Regions from separate parts of the Homo sapiens genome. Here region 1 is linked to region 2. A link is an interaction called in ENCODE POLR2A ChIA-PET data of the cell type or tissue named here. Cell type or tissue: B cell. All regions are shown on one strand. Links, peaks and the distances in the headings refer to the core of each region. The heading gives the core; the rest is flanking DNA.

What was found. Peaks named below come from ENCODE experiments on the same cell type or tissue, not always from the same donor. Only the 100,000 strongest peaks of a DNase experiment are listed, where the experiment ranks them.
Region 1: POLR2A ChIA-PET joins it to region 2 with 9 read pairs; 2 of 35 experiments call an interaction of 5 or more read pairs at or near these places.

The regions. Positions count from the first base shown.
Region 1 is chrX:123,782,696-123,788,073 of GRCh38, forward strand. It overlaps the pseudogene CHCHD2P1. Among named protein-coding and RNA genes, the nearest start is that of THOC2, 52 kb to the left of the region's middle. RefSeq lists an enhancer at 2,126-2,305. In B cell, for the core only: no CTCF peak of the experiment used is centred there; a DNase peak (open chromatin) is centred at 2,356; H3K4me3 peaks cover 338 bases.
Region 2 is chrX:123,691,018-123,696,395 of GRCh38, forward strand. It overlaps THOC2 (THO complex subunit 2), which reads right to left. Exons shown (of 39, transcript NM_001081550.2): 7 at 5,004-5,137. Among named protein-coding and RNA genes, the nearest start is that of THOC2, 39 kb to the right of the region's middle. In B cell, for the core only: no CTCF peak of the experiment used is centred there; no DNase peak of the experiment used is centred there.

The sequences.
Region 1 (5,378 bases), core at 165-5,164, 92 kb after region 2:
ACAGGGCAAGACCCTGTCTCAAAAAAGAAAAAGAAAAACTGTCAGTAGTAATAAAGTAGAATTTATTTAATCTTATAAAATAGCAAAATGGAATTTCCTTAATCTTAAAAGAAACCTAAAGCAAGCATCAAACTTAAAGAATAAATATTAAAAGCTTTCCCCTATTAATGAGGAATGAGACAATGATATCCATTATCACTATTTCTATTCAATATTTTACTAGGCACAAAACAGCAATAAAAAATAAAAAAATTAAAGGTAAAAATATTAAAGATTAGGGCTGGGCGCAGTGGCTCATGCTTGTAATCCCAGCACTTTGGGAGGCAGAGGCGGATGGATCCCTTGAGGTCAGGAGTTCGAAACCAGCATGACCAACATGGCGAAATTCCTCTACTAAATACAAAAAATTAGCCAGGCTTGATGGCGGGCGCCTGTAATCCCAGCTACTTGGGAGGCTAAAACAGGAGAATCCCTTGAACCCGGGAGGCAGGAGTTGCAGTGAGCTGAGATTGTGCCATTGCACTACAGCCTGGGCAACAAGCGCAAAACCTCGTCTCAAAAAAAAAAAAAAAAAAGAAAAAAAGAAAAAGAAAAAAGAAAAAGTACAGTAAATTATTATAATTAATTAGAGAGTTTAGCAAATTGCTGGATACAAAATTAGCATTCAAAAATAAATTATAGAAGTATTATAGAAGTAAATATTTGTGATCCTGGGATAGGAAATAGTTTCTTAGATAGAGCATCAAAAACACAAATGACAAAAGAAAAAAATAGATAAATAGGGCTTCATAAAAATTTAAAATTTTTGTACACCATAAGTCACCATCAAGAAAGTAAAAAGACAACCTACAGAATGGGAGAAAATATTTGCAAACCATATATCTGACAAGGGACTTTTATCTAGAATGTATAACCTTAACATTCAATAATCTTTAAAAAAAAAAAAGCCCAATTTGTTTTTTTGTTTTTTTTTTTGTTTGTTTTTTGTTTTTTGTTTTTTTTTGAGACGGAGGCTCACTCTGTCACCCAGGCTGGAGTGCAGTGGTGCGATCTCAGCTCACTGCAAGCTCCGCCTCCCAGGTTCACGCCATTCTCCTGCCTCAGCCTCCCGAGTAGCTGGGACTACAGGCGCCTGCCACCACGCCCAGCTAATTTTTTGTATTTTTAGTAGAGATGGGGTTTCACCGTGTTAGCCAGGATGGTCTCGATCTCCTGACCTCTTGATCTGCCCACCTTGGCCTCCCAAAGTGCTGGGATTACAGGTGAGAGCCACCACGCCCAGCCAAAAAAAAAAGCCCAATTTTCAAAAAGGGGCAAAGGGGCCGGGCACGGTGGCTCACGCCTGTAATCTCAGCACTTTGGGAGGCCAAGGCAGGGGGATCAGGAGGTCAGGAGTTCGAGACCAGCCTGGCCAAAGCGACCAGCCTGGCCAACATGGTGAAACCCTGTCTCTACTAAAAATACAAAAATTAGCCGGGCATGGTGGCAGTACCTGTAATCCCAGCTACTCGGGAGGCTGAGGCAGGAGAATTGCTTGAACCCAGGAGGCAGAGGTTGCAGTAAGCTGAGATTGCCCCATTGCACTCCAGCCTGGGCAACAGAGTGAGACTCCTACTCAAAAAAAAAAAAAAAAAAAAGTTGGCGGATGCGGGGACAGCAAAGGGCTTAAGTAGACATTTCTTCAAAGAAGATATACAAATGGCTGATAAAGACATTTAAAGATATTCAGGGCCAGACGTGGTGGCCCACATCTATAATCCCAGCACTTTGGGCTGCCAACGTGGGAGGATATCTTGAGCCCAGGAGTTCACGACCAGCCTGGGCAACATAGTGAGACTATCTCTACATAAAAACAAAAAATAAGGCTGGGCATGGTTGCTCACACCTGTAATCCCAGCAATTTGGGAGGCCGAGGCAGGCAGATCACCTGAGGTCAGGAGTTTGAGACCAGCCTGGCCAACGTGGCAAAACGCTGTCTCTACTAAAAACTACAAAAATTAGCCTGGCATGGTGGCGGGCGCCTGTAATCCCAGCTACTTGGGAGGCTGAGACAGGAGAATCGCTTGAACTTGGGAGGCCGAGGTTGCAGTGAGCCGAGATTGAGCCATTGCACTCCAGCCTGGGTGACAGAGCAAAACTCCATCTCAAAAATAAATGACTAAATAAAATAAAGATGTTCAACATCACTAATCACTAAGGAAATGCAAACCAAAACCACGAGATACCATTTTACATGCAGAAGAATGGCTATAATTTTAGAAAGATAGAGTTTCACAAGTCTAGACGCTGAGCCGCAGCACATTTGCAACGTCACGTGGAAGCTGAAACTGCACCTCCCACGTGGCCCCTCTAGCCAGCTGAGAACCTCAGATAAGAACTACACCCAGGCCAGCACCAGCAGCTCAGCCACTAGCAGCAGCCCCACCCTCTGCAGCTGGCTCTCCTGCTGCTGCACTCCGCGGCAGCCAGGTCTGATGGCCCGGGCGGCAATCACTGCAGCTGGCATGGCTGTGGACTCTGCTGTGGGGCACATACTGGGTCATGCCATCAGTGGGAGCTTCAGTGGAGTAAATAATGCTGAGCCCCCAAGTGGTGACATCACTTACCAGAAGCCTCAGGGAACCCACCCGGCACAGCAGCAGTAGGCTTTCTTGTATGAGATAAAATGGTTTTTGGAATGTGCCCAGAATCAGGGAGACATAAAGTTCTGTGAGGGTTTCCATGAGGTGGTGAAACAGTGCAGACTTGCAAATGGATTTATCTAATCAAGAAGTTCAAATTGAAGAAATGGAAAATCAGCTCTCACAACTAAGTTAATTTAGCATAAAAACATAATTGATAGCCGGGCGTGGTGGCTCACGCCTGTAATCCCAGCACTTTGGGAGGCCGAGGCAGGCGGATCACCTGAGGTGGGGAGTGCGAGACCAGCCTAACCAACATGGAGAAACTCCGTCTCTACTAAAAAAAAAAAAAATACGAAAAATGAGCCGGGCGTGCTGGCGCATGCCTGTAATCCCAGCTACTCGGGAGGCTGAGGTAAGAGAATCACTTGAACCCAGGAGCTGCAGGTTGTGGTGAACCGAGATCATGCTATTGCACTCCAGCCTGGGCAACAAGAGCAAAATCTGTCTCAAAAAAAAAAAGTATATATATAATATATATTTAATAGTGAAGGTATAAAGTGTAAAACCGTCAGTGAAACCAATCCTCTGTCATTCATTACTTTCTTGCTTCAGAATTGCAATAGAAGAGGGTGTTCTTATTTGGTAGAATTTCATTAAGATAGTATAGAATTTGGGGCGTGTCAAATGTTTGTGTGGCCTCCTTAAACCAGCTGTTGTAATTTTTTTGTTTTGTTTTGTTTGTGAGTTAATTAGAATAAAGTGATTTTCTTTGCCCAAAAAAGACAATAACAAGTGTTGCTGAGAATGTGGAGAAATGGGAAACTTTACATATTGTTGATGAGAATGTGAAATAATCCAGCTACTTTGGAAAAAATGGAAACAATCTACATGTCCATCAACTAATGAATGAATAAACAAAATGTGATATATTTATACCAAATATTCCACTTATTCCATTAAATGGAATATTATTTGGCCATATAAAAGAATGAAGTACTGATACATGCTACAACATGGATGAATCTCAAAGAAATTATGCTAAGTGAAAGAATCAGTCACAAAAGACCACATATTATATAGTTCCATTTATTTGAAATATGAGGCAGAAATTGTGAGAGAAGAGTCTTCTCTTCTCTCATGATAATACCACATAGGGTTCACACTCTGAAGAAAGTCCCACCCTAATTAAAACTAAGAACGAGTTTGAGACCTGATGGATCAGAGCACTAAGAATCAAAAGGAAGGGCGTTATTTGTTTTTTGTTTTTGTTTTGAGACAGAGTTTCACTCTTGTTGCCCAGGCTGGAGTGCAATGGCTCGATCTCAACTCACTGCAACCTCTGCTTCCTGGGTTCAAGCCATTCTCCTGTCTCAGCCTCCCGAGTAGCTGGGATTATAGGCATGTGCCACCACGCCCGGCTAATTTTGTATTTTTAGTAGAGAACAGGTTTCACCATGTTGGCCAGGCTGGTCTTGAACTCCTGACCTCAGAAGATCCACCCACCTCGGCCTCCTAAAGTGTTGGGATGACGGGCGTGATCCATTGCACCTGGCCGGAAAGGTGTTATTTGAAAGATGTGTTGGCCGGGTGTAGTGGCTCACGCCTGAAATCCCAGCACTTTGTGAGGCTGAGGCAGGTGGATCACCTGAGGTCAAGAGTTCAAGACCTGCCTGGACAACATGGTGAAATCCCGTCTGTACTAAAAATACAAAAATTAACTGAGCCTGGTGGTGCACGCCTGTAGTCCCAGCTGCTCAGGAGGCTGAGGCAGGAGAATCACTTGAATCTGGGAGGCAGAGTTTGCAGTGAGCCATAATCGTGCCACTGCACTCCAGCCTGGGCAACAGAGAAAGACTCCATCTCAAAAAGAAAGAAAGAAAGATGCGTAAAAAAAAAAAAAGGAAGAAGCCTAAAAATTGCACAGTACAAGAGACAGTAGTCTTGTGAAGGCAAGACATGAAGAAGTAGCCATTGGAGGAATAGCATTCAGAAGATCAAATGATCCTTCCCTCCAAAAGTATAATTTATTAGAGACACTATACTTTATTGTATCAACAGAAGAGGGTGCTCTTGAGCCAATAAACCAAATAAGGTATCTGAATCCTTTTCTTCATATAGAATCAATCAAAACATTATCACCGAATCAGGAAAATCCAGGATACTTTACAATAATCAGAAAATGATTATCTTCACAGAATTACTATAAGGGGGTAAAAAAGCAAGAACCAGAACTTTTCAGCTGATGAAAATAAATATCCTCCAAAAAAAAGACAAGAATAGTAAAGCAGAGAAAAACATAAATATAATTAAACAAGCAATTGCAGATATGAAAGACTACTGCGAATCAAAAATTTAAGGCTGGGCACAGTGGCTCACACCTATAATCCTAGCACTTTGGGATGCTGAGGCGGGTGGATCGTTTGAGCCCAGGAGTTCTAGACCAGCCTGGCCAACATGGTAAAACCCCATCTCTACTAAAAGTACAAAAATTAGCCGGGTGTGGTGGCGTGCACCTGTAATCCCAGCTACTCGGGAGGCTGAGGCAGGAGAATTGCTTGAGCCTGGGAAGTGGAGGCTGTAGTGAGCCAAGATTGTGCCACTGCACTCCAGCCTGGGTGAGAGAGCTAGACTCTGTCTCAAAACACACACACACACACACACACACACACACAATAGAAACAAACAACAGGAACATGTGGCATGCTGACTGAACTCAGGAAAGAAATTGCAGAAAAAGACGAAATCATCTCAGAA
Region 2 (5,378 bases), core at 56-5,055:
CCAGGGCAACATGGCAAAACCCCATCTCTACAAAAAATACAAAAATTAGACGGGCATGGTGGTGTGTGCCTGTAGTACCAGCTATTTGGGAGGCTGAGGTGGGAGGATGGCTTGAGTCCAAAAGGCAGATGTTGCAGTGAGCCAAGACTGTACCACTGCAATCCAGCTTGGGCAACAGAGCCAGACCCTGTCTCAAAACAAAAATAAAATAAATAACAACAACAAAAAACCCCTATAGTTGGAAACACTAATTGCTGTCTTCTTTTTCATACTATGAAGGGAAAACTTCTAACATATAGCCAAGAAACTTCAATAATGTAAAAATTTAAGTAAATAAGGCAGCCAACTTCCCTTTCAAAGAAATAGGAAAAAGGTGGCACAATAAGATGTGTCTAAGTTGAATGGACCCTATATTCAGATTGAACCAAAGATAAAATACTAAATACACTCAAAATCATGTAGTCAAAGGGGTGAAATGTCCCATAATCTATCCAAAAATAAAAATCGTTTGGCTTAAGGATTTATTTTGTTTTTAATGTTACTCTGGTCACTTGAGAGACTGAAGAGGCAAAGACTCTCACTCTACCCTTCCCTAGCCAAATCTATACCCTTTGACACCAGGCAACAAATGAAGGTCTTGAGGTTTGGTGAAGAAAGCTCTGGTTCTGCGAGCAAAGGTAAAGGGGTTAGAGCCTAGGCCAAAAAGGTCCTGGACCACTAAAATCCAAAACCAGGAAGAACCATTTTCACTCTCTAAAGCTACGCTCAAATAAGCTAGCTCCGTGATTAGTTGTTAGGCAGAACTTTTGATTTAGAGCAAGAATCAGCAAACTATGGCTTGTGGGTTAAATCCATTTAGCGGTCTGTTTTTGTAAATAACATTTTATTGGCACACAGTCACATTTATTTATGTACTATCTATAGCTGTTTTTACGCTGTTTTTACACTACAATGGCAGAATTAAGTAGTTACAACAGAAACCATATGGTCCACAAAGCCGAAAAATATTTACTATCTCACCCTTTATAGAAACACTTGCTGACCACTGATTTAGAAGAAAGGAAAGGAAAGAACACTTAGCAACCACTTGTTTTTATTATATATATTTAAAGTGTACAGCATGATGCTCTGATTTTTTTTGAAGGGCATCCAAAAGAGTAGAGTTCTTACCGTTTAGTTCAGCAAACAAAGGAGTCCACCTGTGATATCCTTTCCTCTAATTTCTAAAAGATGTTTTTTTGCCATCTTCAAGCTATGGCCACTTGTATGGTGTCTATGACTTGGCAGCTCAATAGTCTACTGTTCACTATTCATTCGTATTTAATAAGTTGTTCAAATTTAGTGTCAGATCACAATCACCATGCAGATGCATAATGGTTCTGCTTCCTTGCTTGCGCATGCAGTAAACAGCCCCAAGTTATCCAGCAGAATATAAAAATTTTGATGTGCCAGAATCTTTTAGGAGCAAATAACTGCCTTTTTTTTTTTTTTTTTTTTTTTTTGAGACAGTGTCTCACTCTGTCACCCAGGCTGGAGTGCAGTGGCACGATCTCAGCTCACTGCAACCTCCACCTCCTAGGTTCAAGTGATTCTCCTGCCCAAGCCTTCAGAGTAGCTGGGATTACAGGCATGTGCCACCATGCCCAACTAATTTTTGTGTTTTTAGTAGAGACAGGGTTTTACCATGTTGGCCAGGCTGGTCTCAAATTCCAGACCTCAGGTGATCTGCCCACCTCGGCCACCCAGAGTGCTGGGATTACAAGCTTCAGCCACCGCATCCAGCCAAATAACTGCCTTTTAACTAAAGGATGATAAGTAAGGATTTATCCTGGTCAGACCAAGTACCCTGAAAGTATGTGCACCTAAAATGTATACTGCCCAAACTAGGTATCAGTTTCTGACACTGGCTGATGAAGGAGGTATTACCTGTCTAGACTGTTCCTAAACAGAAAACAATGGGAATAAACACAGAGAAACCCATCCAAAGAGGCCATGAAAAATAGGATGCTGGTCAGTGAGGTGTTCTGGACAGAATGAGACAAGGCCTGGATGAAGTCTGCACTAAGAGGGACTCCAATAAATGCTAACAACACTGAAAGAATACTCATTGGAATTGAAGTTTCAACCTCTATTTTCACATCAATGAAAAGTTTCATTCAGGCCGTGTCCGGGGGCTCACGCCTGTAATCCCAACACTTTGGGAGGCTGAGGCAGGTGGATCACTTGAGGCCAGGAGTTCGAGACCAGCCCAGCCAACTTGGTGAAACCCCAACTCTACTAAAAACACACACACAAAAAAATAGCTGGGCATGGTGGTGCACGCCTGTAATCCCAGCTACTCGGGAGGCTGAGGCACGAGAATCGTTTGAACCTGGGAGGCAGAGGTTGCGGATAGCCAAGATTGTACCACTGCACTCTAGCCTGGGCAACAAAGCAAGACTCTGTCTCAAAAAAATAAAAGTTCATTTCTCAGACAATTGGGGGAGGAGGAAATCACCTAGTCAGAGATAAATAAACACTGAGACAGGAAGATGAACTTTCTAAAATTCTCCATATCAGGAAAAAAATGCTAAGAGTCAGTATAGATTATACAAGAATAGAGGAAATATTCATTCCTTTTTTACCCAGTATTTATTTATCACCTACATACCAAGTATTAAGGATAAGGTACCAAACAAAACCCCAGTCCTCACAGAGCCTACATCACAGGTGGAGGGGGAGGAGGTACAGAGCATATTATATGGTGATATGTGCAAAAAAAGAAAAATAATCAGGGAATAGCAGGGAGTTTTGACAGGGGTGGGCAGGGAAGGCTTCACTAAGAAGGTGACATTTGACTGCTACTTGGTGGGTTAAAATATAGGTTTAGCCCAATAAATCAAATTGTTTATACTCATAGACTGTCCATATACCTCATGAGCTTGCAGTTGTGCCTGTTACACTGTTCTTCAGAAACAGGATCATAGCCTGTTCTCCCTGAGAGTAAAGTTCAAGAAAAGTAAGTAGTATACATTTTCTAGTAAGATAAAAGCACACCTTCAAGAAAAATCCCTCTTTGAAATGTTCCCAAAATAACAAAGGAATAAAAAGGTATAAACTCACAAGAAATAGAAGAAACAGATGTCAACAAAAAAGGATATAAAGTTAAAAAAAAAAAATAGCACAGAATTTTTATGTGGGGAATACTACCTTAAGTAAGTATGACAGGATACAAGGAAAGACAAACTTATAGCAAAGCAGTACTGAAAACCTTCTCAAGCTAGATCAAAAAACACTCAGGAAAGTGTGGCGCCTACCCTAGAAAGAACAGAAAGGGGCTGGGCACAGTGGCTCAAGCCTGCAATCCCAGCACTTTGGGAGGCCAAGGCGGGCGGATCACCTGAGGTCATGAGTTTGAGACCAACCTGGCCAACATGGCAAAACTCCATCTCTACTAAAAATACAAAAATTAGCTGGGTGTGTTGGCTGGAGTCCCAGCTACTCAGGAGGCTGAGGCAGGAGAACTGCTTGAACCCGGGAGGCAGAGGTTGCAGTGAGCTGGGATTGCGCCACTGCACTCCAGCCTGGGTGACGGAGTGAGACTCCATCTAAAAAAAAAAAAAGAAAAAAAAAAGAGAAAGAAAGAACAGAAAGGAACTAAGGAACCACCATGGGAAGGTTTTTAAAAATGGGTCACTGCCACACAGTTAAGCAAGAGTCCCACAGCCCTAGGGGGCCACCCATCTTGGTGTTAAATTGACAACTGGAAGAAACAACAAAGACACTAGATCAGCTGCCAGAACTAGATTAACTTCAAAGAAAAGAGTAAATTTAAACAAAAGGCTATTTAGTTGGGCACAGTGGCTCATGCCTGTAATCCCAGTACTTTGGGAGGCCAAGGCAGAAAGATCGCTTGAGCCCATGAGTTCAAGACCAGCCTGGGCATAGCGAGACCCCGTCTCTTAAAAAATAAATAAACAAAAATTTAAAAAATAAACTAAAAGCTACTTACTTGTTGGTAAGAACAAAGGTGATTATAGTAAATATAGTTTTAATTGGATTCCTACACAAAGCACTAGAGGAAGGAGATAAGGATTGGGACACCTTCTCCCTCTTTCTTAGTCATATATAAACTCCAAAAAAAGAGAAAGAACCAAGAAGCTGAGGATAAGCACCCCTAAGATACAACTAGTGAGGCACAAAATATGACTCCTCTGGCAGGTCTCAAGACCCAGGTACTGCAAAATCTTCCCTAAGATAGCACAACACCTAGTAAATAATAAAAAAACTCTTTCCACCTCAGGAAAATCTGGATTACCCTATTTTTCTAGTGCTCATTCATCTTTTTTACAGAAGTCAACTACTTCTTCCAAATGCTCAATGCAAATAAAAAGAAAACAGTAATGCTACAGGAATTCTACTTAAAGGGTAGGGAGAATAATAACTTTCCTATCTGTTACACTTTTACAACAGCTGTTGCACTTACTTTAAAAGGCTACTATAAAGATAAAATAAGTATCAAAGTCCCTTGTAAAGTTATTTTGAAAATCAAGTTCAAAATTACACATCTGTAGTTTCAAAAGTTCACTGAAGATTTACTGTATTAAAGTTTTCATGTTTGCTTTTTGGTCCTCCATAAAATGGTTGAGAAATACTTAAAAATAGAAATACTAGAGAAACGTAGGGCACTCTATCAGAACAGTCCATCCTGTTCTTTGTCATCCATTCTCTTTTGAAAGTGTTGGCTTACCACTCAGGATCCCCTCCACAAAAAAGAAAGACTAGACAGAGCAGGACCTAATATTAACATACAAGGTATAGTGACAATAAGATTTCTCACAAATATCATGCTAAATTTTATAATTATTGATAAACCATTAAAAGTAAAAGCTAAACACCTCTCCCATTCCTTAACTGAAAAAAAAAATAGATGGAATGCACTCATTTTGTCTTTATGGATATTCTCCAATAGCTAAAATAACTTGTTATCTTAACAACACATACTATACAGATAAATGTCTTACCTATTAAAGATTTGATATTTTCTAAGATTAAATCACTAGTAATACTTCCAGATAAATCTTGCCCCAATTCAGCAATCAGCTTGGCATAACCTTCATTCTCTTCTCTTAACAAATTGAATTTTTGCTGCTTATAACTGAAATCAGATAAATATCATTAAGGGGATAAAATTAATTTTAATTAACAAGCTTGCACAGAGTACTGTATTCTCACTGAATTTTCTTATCTCCAACCTACAACAATCCTAAGAATAGTTGTTGAAAGTTTACCTCTTTGTGTACCTTTTAGAGTAGAAAATAACAGTGATTCATATGAGAACCCCAATATTAATTACATAGGGAAAACCAGTAACACAAGAAAAGGATATTGTTAATATC